Linked DNA regions of Homo sapiens: region 2 is linked to region 1. Evidence: read pairs that join two places in POLR2A ChIA-PET (ENCODE). Cell type or tissue: Panc1. All regions are shown on one strand. Each heading gives the region's core, and the rest is flanking DNA. Links, peaks and the distances in the headings are about the cores only.

What was found. ChIA-PET counts read pairs that join two places held together with the same protein. Peaks named below come from ENCODE experiments on the same cell type or tissue, not always from the same donor. Only the 100,000 strongest peaks of a DNase experiment are listed, where the experiment ranks them.
Region 2: POLR2A ChIA-PET joins it to region 1 with 13 read pairs; 2 of 35 experiments call an interaction of 5 or more read pairs at or near these places.

The regions. Positions count from the first base shown.
Region 1 is chr17:42,580,595-42,585,952 of GRCh38, forward strand. It overlaps RETREG3 (reticulophagy regulator family member 3), which reads right to left. Exons shown (of 9, transcript NM_178126.4): 6 at 4,531-4,668; 7 at 2,904-2,986; 8 at 2,080-2,212; 9 at 1-1,676. The coding sequence ends at 1,219. Among named protein-coding and RNA genes, the nearest start is that of PSMC3IP, 5.5 kb to the left of the region's middle. In Panc1, for the core only: no CTCF peak of the experiment used is centred there; no DNase peak of the experiment used is centred there.
Region 2 is chr17:42,283,777-42,289,143 of GRCh38, forward strand. STAT5A (signal transducer and activator of transcription 5A) reads left to right here and starts at 4,722. Exons shown (of 19, transcript NM_001288718.2): 1 at 4,722-4,822. It also overlaps a transcript of STAT5B not described here. RefSeq lists enhancers at 3,436-3,495, 3,779-4,279 and silencers at 4,296-4,375, 4,396-5,075. In Panc1, for the core only: no CTCF peak of the experiment used is centred there; no DNase peak of the experiment used is centred there; H3K4me3 peaks cover 2,023 bases; H3K27ac peaks cover 3,648 bases.

The sequences.
Region 1 (5,358 bases), core at 105-5,104:
AGAGGCCCATCCCCACATCATATTCACATTTTTTAAATTTCACAAGCAATACTTTGGACCACTGGGGTTCAGGCCCCAAGAAATGATGGGCTAGATGAGAGGGAGCAGGCCTGTTCTGCAAAACCAAAGGACAAGTTTGCTTTAAAAAAAAAAAAAAATCACGCTGGGCACAGTGGCTCACACCTGTAATCCCAACACTTTGGGTGGCTGAGGCGGGCTGATCATTTGCAGTCAGGAGTTCTAGACCAGCCTGGCCAGCACGGTGAAACCCCATCTCTACTAAAAACACAAAAAAATTAGCCGGGCATGGTGGTGCATGCCTGTAATCTCAGCTACTGAGGAGGCTGAGGTAGGAGAATCGCTTGACCCGGCAGGCGGAGGCTGCAGTGAGCCGAGATTGTGCCACTGCACTCCAGCCTGGGCAACAGAGAGAGACTCTGTCTCAAAAAAAAAAAAAAGAAAAGAAAAGAAAAGAAAAAAATCAAATCCTGGTTTAACAAAAGATGACGACTAATCCCAGCACTCTGGGAGGCCAAGGCAGTCAGCTCACTTGAGGTCAGGAGTTTGAGACCAGCCTGGCCAACATGGTGAAACCCCATTTCTACTAAAAATACCAAAAGAAAAATTAGCCGGGCATAGTAGCGGGCACCTGTAATCCCACTACTAAGGAGGCTGAGGCAGGAGAACCTCTTCAACCTGGAAGGCAGACGTTGCAGAAAGCCAAGATCACACCACTGCACTCCAGCCTGGGCAACAGAGCGAAACTGTCTCAAAAAAAAAGATGATGACAATGTAACTACTCCAGCTGCTGCCTGACTTTGGGGGCTCTAGAGAGGCGATGAAAGGAGGAAGGCAGGCATGGGCTCTTTCAGTGAGGGCCCCTGAGCACTCATACCTAAAAGCAAACAGCAGCACCTCCTCAAAGGGGAACCAATATCCCTGACTATTTTGTTCCCCCAAAGTACCATCCTGATGGAGAGAAGCCTCCCTTGGGGGAGCACACTCTCACTTCAGTGACTGAGCTCAGAAATGGGCATCCAGCTGGTGGGAGGGGAGTGAGTGTCCTCTCTAAGGAGGCCTCTGAGCATCAGCCAGGCCACCCAGCATACAAATATAATTCAGGGGAGGGGAGCTGAGTTCTTCCCTTGCCCCATCACCTTAAGTGGGATGGGGAGAAAAAAACCTAAACCACAGTGACTCCCAAAAGGAGTCTCTGCCTCAGTGGCTCCTAGAACTGGCAGGGTCCAGCTGACTCAGCTCCGACTGGTCCAGAAGTTCAAAGTCATCCCCCTCAGCATCAGTGTCCAGGTCTGAACTGGGGGACCGGAGGAAGCCTCTCGTTGCTCTCTGGGCAGGTGCTCCAGAAGGGCCTGGTTGGGAGGCCCCTGACAAGGCCAGCTGAATCATACCCTGGGAGACCAGGCTGGCAAGGTTGCTGGTGAGGTTGGATCCTACAGGAAGAGCACCAAGCAGGAGCTCCGGCAGCGCAGCCTCGTCCCGGCTGGCAGGTGGGGCCTGGGGCTCCTCAGCCCCTGGCGGAGAACGGTACATCAAGCTGGGCATGCCAATGCTAGTGTCGTCCTCATCATCCAGGCCAGCAGGATCCATATTAATGGAAGGGAAGTCTGGAAGGTCTCTGGCAAAGGATTCCTCTGGATCACTGTGACCATCTAGGTCTGGTGGAATACAGAAGTGTCTGAGTCATGGCACCTACCTGGCCCTCCTGTGCCCCAGCCCCACATGACCAGATTTTTCCCACCCTGGCTTTCTCAGGGCGAAATAAACCCATGGGACTGGTATACCTTTCCCCTCCACTTATAGGTGGCTGTGATCTCTACACAATTCCCCCTCTCTTCTATGTCCCCTGTGAGGCTAGTGCCTGAGGCTACTAAGGGACTAAAGTCTTCAAGAAGGGCAGCAGTGCCATCCTGGCTGTAGCCACAGCACTCAGGCTGCTCTGCCGCCTGATCCATAGCTCAGAAAACAGGAGAGGGGCAAGCACCAGTATCCCCTCTGTTCAGGGAAGCTAAGAGGCAACAGTCAGAGCCATTATCAACTGAGGTCAAAGGCTCCCCTCACCTTCAGAGCCTTCCGTTAGAGGTGTTTGGCCCCTTGAAAGATTGAATGTGCCATTGTCTGTACAGGAGACTTCAGCGTCTGAGTGCTCAGAGTCTGTGATGGCCAATTCCCTGGCAACAGTAGAATCGTCCAGCTTAGGAAAAGACCAACAAATGTGAGATAATGCCATCAGGAACCAGGTGTAGTCACCAGGTACAGCTTTACTAATCAGCTAGCATTAGTTATCCGAAGGCCATCAAATCAATGTAACCAGGGATAGATGGTAACTTCCCGTTGAAAACTCCCTCTCCCCTTTATTTTTTTTTTAATCAATACATGTGAAAGTAACAACAACAAAAAAAATCTTGACCCCTTTTAGGCTGCTCTCCCAAAGAAAACACTCATTCATAACCTCTTAAGCACAGGAAGAAAAGCAGTCTTGGGGGAGTCAATTACCCACTTACTTTAAGGCAAATAATTGATCCAGAGATAATTTTTCAAAGTGGTAGGAGGATACACATACTGCACAGACCCAAGGGTGAACTGGGCTGTTTAAAAGATGATCATACTAGCTCCAGAAGTTCTTCCATAATGGTAGGGTAAAAAGAGATACGGAAGAGCGGTGCTGGGCATCAGGCTCTAATTGAGACCTAGGTTGATTACAGGAATGATATGATAAAGAAAAAAATTGAGATCTAGGAACAAAGTCTCACTTCTCTCCTTGTCTTGGGAACAAGGGGAGTCTAAGGCCTCAAACCTGGTTATGGCCTAAATGTGAGCTGTCGGATGGTTAAAAGGTAGCTAAAGAAAACTGGACAGTGAAGCAGCTCCCACACTCAAGATACCTGAGGACAGAAGGCAGCAAGCTCCTCTTCGCTGTCACTGTGGTTGTCCATGGCTCGTTCTGGGTGGAGAGCTCTGCGGCGTACTGTGGGAAGAGCACAAAGTCTTGCTTGATACCTTCTCCCAGCGTAAAATCCCCTTTGGACTTTAAAGACATAAAATCAGAACACAAAACAAAGAGCCTCTCTGAATCTGGCTCTAAGCCTACATAATAATAACAGAAGGCTGAGCTGCTGAGCCTAAATGCAAGGTGAGTTGAAAACACTGGAGAAAATATCTCAGCTTCCAACATCCTCTCCACCAGACCCTACATATTTCTTTTTTCTTTTGAGATGGAGTTTTGTTCTTGTTGCCCAGGCTGGAGTGCAATGGCGCGATCTCGGCTCACTGCAACCTCTGCCTCTTGGATTCAAGCAATACTCCTGTCTCAGCCTCCTGAGTAGCTGAGATTACAGGTGCTCACCATCACACCTGGCTAATATTTGTATTTTTAGTAGAGACGGGGTTTCATCATATTGGTCAAGCTGGTCTCGAACTCCTGACCTAAGGTGATCCGCCCACCTCAGCCTCCAAAAGTGCTGGGATTACAAGTGTGAGCCACTGCGCCCGGCCTGGCACACATTTCTATTCTGGTCAGATGATCAAATACCAGGCTTTGTCAACAACTCTCTGGATGGCTAAAGGCAGACCTAATGTCAAGGTGTTAAGTGGACATGATCAAAGAGAGGGCAAAAGGAGATGCACACCTTGTTAAATCAGACTTTTGAGGACTGGTATTATTCAACTGGCTGCCCCAAGGGGACTTGGGCCTTGGTGACCAAGTGCAGGGCTCTTTGAAGGCCAGGCCTCCATAAAACACAAAACCTGACAAGACCACACAAGGGAGGGAAAAGTTTGTACTACCATCATTGTGTTGCATGGATCTCAGGCTAGTACACTTACAACCTCTGAGGCAGCAGTTTTTAATCACCTTTGGGAGGCAGCTTTTACTAGTGAAGAGACCAGGCTTAGGAGTTGAAAGGATCTGCTCTGGGCTCAGCACGGTGGCTCACACCTGTAATCCCAACACTTTGGAACGCCAAGGCAGGAGGATCGCTTGAGCCCAGGAGTTCAGGATCAGCCTGGGCAACATGAGACCCCATCTCTACAAAAAAATTTAAAAATCAGATAGATGTGGTGACACATGCCTGTAGTCCCAGCTACTGAAGGGTTTGGCGGGGCTGAGTAGAAGGATCACTTGAGCCTGGGAGGTCAAGGGTGCAGTGAGCCATGATCATGCCACTGCACTCCAGCCTGGGAAACAGAATGAGACCCTGTCTCAAAAAAAAAAAAAAAAAAAAAACAAACCACAAATACTAGGAATTTATCTTCACTGTCTAGCTTTTATTCAACTTGAAAGAGCTTTTATCAGATAGGTTTAAAACGGGAGCCTAGGATTACAAATGATAAAAACTGGCAAGCCTGCACAGGTTTCCCTAGAACAGAATATCATTTTTACCTATCAATCCTCACCCCCACCAACTACCCCCGACTTCCACTTTTGAGGACCCACCCAGTATGTCAGACCTATGGGCTTCTCCTTTTCGCCCCAAATTGCGTAAGTGGAAAGAATGACACCATGACACTTACATTGTCTCTCTCTCTGCTTGGACATCATGTAGCCACGGACACTGAAGTCTAGCCGCTGCAGAGCTGGCTTCAGCCGCACATATGCTCGATCCCACAGTCGGTGGTACACAGCAAGGGGCCACATCATGACAGTGACAACTGTGAGGAGGCATGGGAAACAGTGACAAAATGGAGAAGGGGCTGCAAAAAACATTCCCAACTGTAGCGCTGCTATTGGTCCTTAGGGCTTGGACACAAAGTGTGGAACAGATCTGCCCAAGTCTGCCAGTCATCTTCACCAGTCTCCCCTACACATGAAGGAGTCTTTGAGGGCAGGGACTTCTACAGCCACCCACAAAGCCTACTGCAGGGTTGTGCACAGCACAGTATGCTGCTGACAGGCCAAGGGCAGAACCTGGCAATGGGTGTCACTGAGCCATAAATGGAAATTACACAACAAATCATGCGAGGTTTTGATATACAAAAGCCACAGGCATAAGTACTTAGTTCTTCCAGCCCCAAGCAAGCTGAGTACATGCCAACAGGAAGTAACTAAATTTACAAAACTATGCTCCAAGTGGGAAAAAAGTACTCTGGCATAAATAGAACCTAGCAGAGAAACCCCTAAGAGTTATGTTCTGCTGACAATACCCTGGCTCTAAAAATTCTCTCCTTAAACAGGGACAGGCAGTCCTTTATAGTTGGTAATACCAACAATATATGTTAGTGGACCCTCATCAATTTCTGACTTGGTAAGAAATGAACTTTGTATGTGGAGAGCCTGCTAAAGAAGGATATTTTCATGACACTAAACAGGTCATGAAAATATGCAAAGGTCATATCCTAGAG
Region 2 (5,367 bases), core at 308-5,307, 300 kb before region 1:
TCTTGGACAAGAATGGGGGTGGCATTTCTATAGGGAGGTACCAGGGCCTGGCCTCAGAGGTGGGGTATACTCTGAGCATGGGCCCATGGCCCCACTTCTAGAAGCCTTCTCCGGTGGGGGCTGGAGTGCAGGTAGGCTGTCCAAGCAGAGGCAAGGTGGGGGTGAAACAGGATGTTTAAGTGCTCCAGGGCTTCTCCCCTTTGCCGCAGGGTGAAAAGATACTTCCTAGAAAGCCTCCAGCTTTCTTGGGAAGGCCCTTCACCCCTACCCCACCTCCCCTCTGGCTCCCATGTAACAGGAACTCTCCTTGAAGAAGGGACTTGGAGCACAGGAAACAAAGGCATCTCTGTACCACCTCCCTCCACCCCCCAAGGAAGGTCAAGTCAAGGTGACCTCAATCTGTTCTCCCCAGGGTAGGGGCATGGGCAGACCTGATCGTCAAGGGCAAGGCAGAAAGGGGACCTGGGATAATTCTTTCTCTCTCCCTCTTTTTTTTTTTTTCTTTTTGTGACGGAGTTTCGCTTTTGTTGCCCAGGCTGGAGTGCAACGGCGTGATCTCAGCTAACTGCAACCTCCACCTCCCTGGTTCAAGTGATTATCCTGCCTCAGCGTACTGAGTAGCTGGGACTACAGGTGTGCACCACCACGCCCAGCTAATTTTTGGATTTTTAGTAGAGACGGGGTTTCACCATATTGGCCAGGCTGATCTCGAACTCCTGACCTCAGGTGATGCACCCGCCTCAGCCTCCCAAAGTGCTGGGACTACAGGCGTGAGCCACCATGCCCGGCCCTTTGGGATAATTCTCTTAATCCATAAACTCAAACCCACCTTCATGTAAGTGTGCACAGAGCACACTGTCCCATTCAATAGAGCAGGGGTGTAGGCTGGGCGAGAATGGAGATGCCATGCTCCGCACCGCAGAAAAATGGTGGGCTAGCCCAGCCCAGGGAGGCCTCTTCACTCCGCCGGTGTGTGCTGGGCTTGGGGAAGCTTAGAAAGGTTATACTGAGACCCTGCCCACAAGGCCCGGCAACTTGGATCCTGGTGCCATCTGTGCACTTACTGGCCAGACAGCTTTGGGCAGGTTTCTTTCATGGACTAATCAAAGGGTGTGATTCTGGCCCTGACTGCCTTCAAGGTTATTGAAAGGATCCGTTGAGTTGAAGAGCACAACCATGTCTGTACACAAATGTGCCTTGATGTAGTTCAGGATACGAATATAGTGTGCCAACTGAAGCCTAGGCTGCAGACTATTATTATTCCTAATAAAATATAGGAGGTCTTCTTTTGGAGAATATATTGCTTTTTTTTTTTTCTTTTCTTTTTTTTTGAGACAGAGTCTGACTCTGTTGCCCAGGCTGGAGTGCAGTGGTATGATCTCGGCTCACTGCAACCTCCGCCTCCTGTGTTCAAGAGATTCTTGTGCCTCAGCCTCCCGAGTAGCTGGGATTACAGGTGCGTGACACCACGCCCAGCTAATTGTTTTGTATTTTTAGTAGACACGAGGTTTCACCATGTTGGTCAGACTGGTCTCAAACTCCTGGCCTCAAGTGATCCTCCCACCTCAGCCTCCCAGAGTGCTGGGATTACAGGCGTGAGCCACTGCACCTAGCCTGGGGAATATATTTCTGTAAGATTTCTAAAATCCTTCCTCACTCCCCATCTAATACTGTGACTTGGATTTGGGGGTGAAGAGCAGTTAGGGGCAAGGAGGCCAGCCTCGGACCGCAGCTCAGTCAGACCCTTGACAGTTTCTGATCTTCCTGAACCCCCATCCCGTGGCCTCAGTTTTCTCCTCCACAGCCTGGTTCCCCAAAATCACCAGGGCACTTTGTGGTGGGAAATCACCCACACAAGGGGACAAACAAGGGGACTGAAAGCAAAAAGAAACCCCAAATTTGACATTTCTGGGTAGTTGTGTTATCTGGAGCCACGACTACAGTCACCTCTTCCCAACCCAACTCTGACACCCTTCCCTCTACTCCCTTGGGTGCCCTTTGCCCATCCTGGGAAAGTTCCATAGCTCCTCCTCCTCCCCACTGCATCTCAAAGGGAGAACAGGCCTGAAGAAATGGAGAGAAACCCAGACAGAATCAGAGAACCAGATGGAGACCTAAGGAGACAAGGGAGAGACACAGAGAGAATAAAAGCCAGAGTGGGGGCCGGGCATGGTAGCTGATGCCTGTAATTCCAGCACTTTGGGAGGCCGAGGCGGGTGGATCACCTGAGGTCGGGAGTTCGAGACCAGCCTGACCAACATGGAGAAACACCGCCTCTACTAAAAATACAAAATTAGAAATACAAAATTAGCCAGGAGTGGTGGCACATGCCTGTAATCCCAGCTACTCGGGAGGCTGAGGTAGGAGAATCGCTTGAACCTTGGAGGTGGAGGTTGCTGTGAGCCAAGATCGCGCCATTGCACTCCAGTCTGGGCAACGAGAGCGAAACTCCATCTCAAAAAAAAAAAAAAAAAAAAAACCCAGAAGGGGAAATGTGCAATGAAAGACACAGATATTCGGGGCCTTACAGTCAGAGACCAAATGAGGGATGGTCAACCAAGGGCACAGCCACTGGGCACAGGGTCAGGGTGGGAGGCACGGGAGGGCTCTGAAAACACAGCCACACACCCTTTTAGGCCCATCCTTCCCATTCTGTACTCTGGCACCTCAATGCTAGCTTTTTAGGACCTAGGACTACCCACACTAAAGCCAAGCCCGGCCCAACCAAGACAGATGTTTGGTGGGTGGGGCTGCCTGCTGGAGCAACAGGCCTCTGCAGGCCCTGGAGGAGAAGTCTAGAGAGGTGGCTGCCTGGAAGAGAGCAGGCAGGACCCCCTCTCTTAAGCAGGCACCCCCACCCCATCAGGTGCCCAGATGTCAGTGCATGGCAAGGGTGGCCCTCTGCCCTCCAGACCTGGGTGAGAGGACTTGAAAACCTGAGGAATCTGCTCCCATCAACTGACTTCCACACCTGCCTGAAGGGAACTGCTGGAGGGCACAGGTGCCAAGTGGGACCCACCCAAATGTGGCAATGGGTTTGTATCCAGCCACCGACAGGCTGCATGACGGTGGCAAAGTCACTTCCCCTCTCTGGCCTTTGTTTTTCCACTTGTAAAATCATCTTTATGGTCACTTCCAGCTGTGGCACTTGGCTTTCATTCCAGTTGACCCCCTAGCTCTGTGTCTGACCCTCCCCTGCCAAATCCATTGCTCAGAGTGGGAAAGGAGAGGAGAGGGACTATACTTCCTCCTCCCTGGGGCCCCCTGCAGAGCATCTGGGAAGCAAGGCTTCCCTACATCCTCCATGCACCCCCTTAGAGTTTTCAATTCCTTTCCTCGTGATCCTGCCAACTAAGACACTGTGACCACACAGAGAAGGTGGGGAGAACGCAGACATTTTGGCTTCTGCAGCTTTGAAGTTCTTTTTTTTTTTTTCCTCTGAAGTTAAAAGAATGAAACTGGGAGAGGTAGTAAGGGGCAAGAAAGGAGAGTGGAAATGGAGAGAAAAGGGCAGCTCTGAGAAGCAGCTGGGGAGGGAGGCAGATGAGAATGCACCCCCCCCAACAGAACATGCAGTCTTGGCCCAGCTGTGCTGTGAGTGGGCAGCTGGGCTGGCCCCTCCTCTGGTGCTGCCAACCCGCTGCCAGGCAGAGGGGAGGCCCAGAGGAGAGGGAAGCTGGGCAAAGGGGATGGAAGGCGTCCAGCCCGACCTTACCAAACCCCTTGGGCCTCGTGGGAAGGGGCCTCTTGGAGAGGGGGACTGAGGCTCTAGACAGGATATTCACTGCTGTGGCAAGGCCTGTAGAGAGTTTCGAAGTTAGGAGGACTCAAGACGGTCCCTCCCTGGACTTTTCTGAAGGTAGAACCAGCCTCATAAGTAACTAGGCTGGGTGAACGGGGGCGCTGGCTAGTTTATGGATCACAGTCGGCTGGTGAGGCCACGTGCCTACTGTGTGGCCCTGGGTGGCCCCGGGCAAGCCCCTTTCCCTCTCAGGACTTCCATTTCTTACCTGCAAAATTGTGGAGAGGGGGAGGGCTGAAACACATGACTGCCAAGATTCTTTCCAGTTCCTCCGTCAGGGTTGAGTTTAGATGGCCGGAGTAAAAGAAGGAGGGAGGTGCTGCGGTGGTGGGGGTGATCTTGGCTTCACTAGAATCCCCAGTTCTTCCCCTCTCTACAGTTTTGTCTCTGAGGTCACAAAACCTGTGGCCCCCAAGACACACATGCGCACACACGCGCGTGCACACACACACCCCACACATTTATTTTTTAATCTAGGGGCTCAAAAGATGACACGCGCCAGAGCTGGAAGGCGTCGCCAATTGGTCCACTTTTCCCTCCTCCCTTTTTGCGGATGAGAAAACTGAGGCCCAGGTTTGGGATTTCCAGAGCCCGGGATTTCCCGGCAACGCCCGACAACCACATTCCCCCGGCTATTCTGACCCGCCCCGGTTCCGGGACGCTCCCTGGGAGCCGCCGCCGAGGGCCTGCTGGGACTCCCGGGGGACCCCGCCGTCGGGGCAGCCCCCACGCCCGGCGCCGCCCGCCGGGAACGGCCGCCGCTGTTGCGCACTTGCAGGGGAGCCGGCGACTGAGGGCGAGGCAGGGAGGGAGCAAGCGGGGCTGGGAGGGCTGCTGGCGCGGGCTCGCGCGCTGTGTATGGTCTATCGCAGGCAGCTGACCTTTGAGGAGGAAATCGCTGCTCTCCGCTCCTTCCTGTAGTAACAGCCGCCGCTGCCGCCGCCGCCAGGAACCCCGGCCGGGAGCGAGAGCCGCGGGGCGCAGAGCCGGCCCGGCTGCCGGACGGTGCGGCCCCACCAGGTGGGTGACCCGGTGGCGCGTCCTCGGCGGCGCGCCGAGAGGGGACACTCTACTGCCGCCCCGGCACCTCCGGCACCCGGAGCTCGACGGCCGGGCGCAGCGCGGGGATCAGTCCCCGGCACTGCGAGGGAGTTGGCCCAGCGCAGACGAGGGACGGGGGGACGTGGGGACAGGGGTCGGGGATGAAAGGCAGAGGCCAGGGAGGGCGCCGTCCTGGCACGCCTCGGAGAGGGAGCACCTGTCGGGCTGGACCCGGGGAGGCACTAGTGCACAGATGGGGGAGCAGCCGAAGAGGGGAGCGCCCAAGTCCTCAGCCCTGTCTCCTGAACAGCCCCAGCCACGTGCCCGAAAAGCCCTAGCCGTCGAGTGGGAGCCGTCGTGGCGCTGGCCTAACTTCGGGTTGGAATATCTCCCCTTCCCAGAAACCGGGCCCGAGGTGGGCTGGGGGATCCTTGCAGCCCTCTCCAGGGGGCCTGTGGGCCTCCCGCCGTCAAGTTTCTCTTTCAGTTTCTGGCCGTCCCCCTCACTAGGGAAGCTCCGGTGGG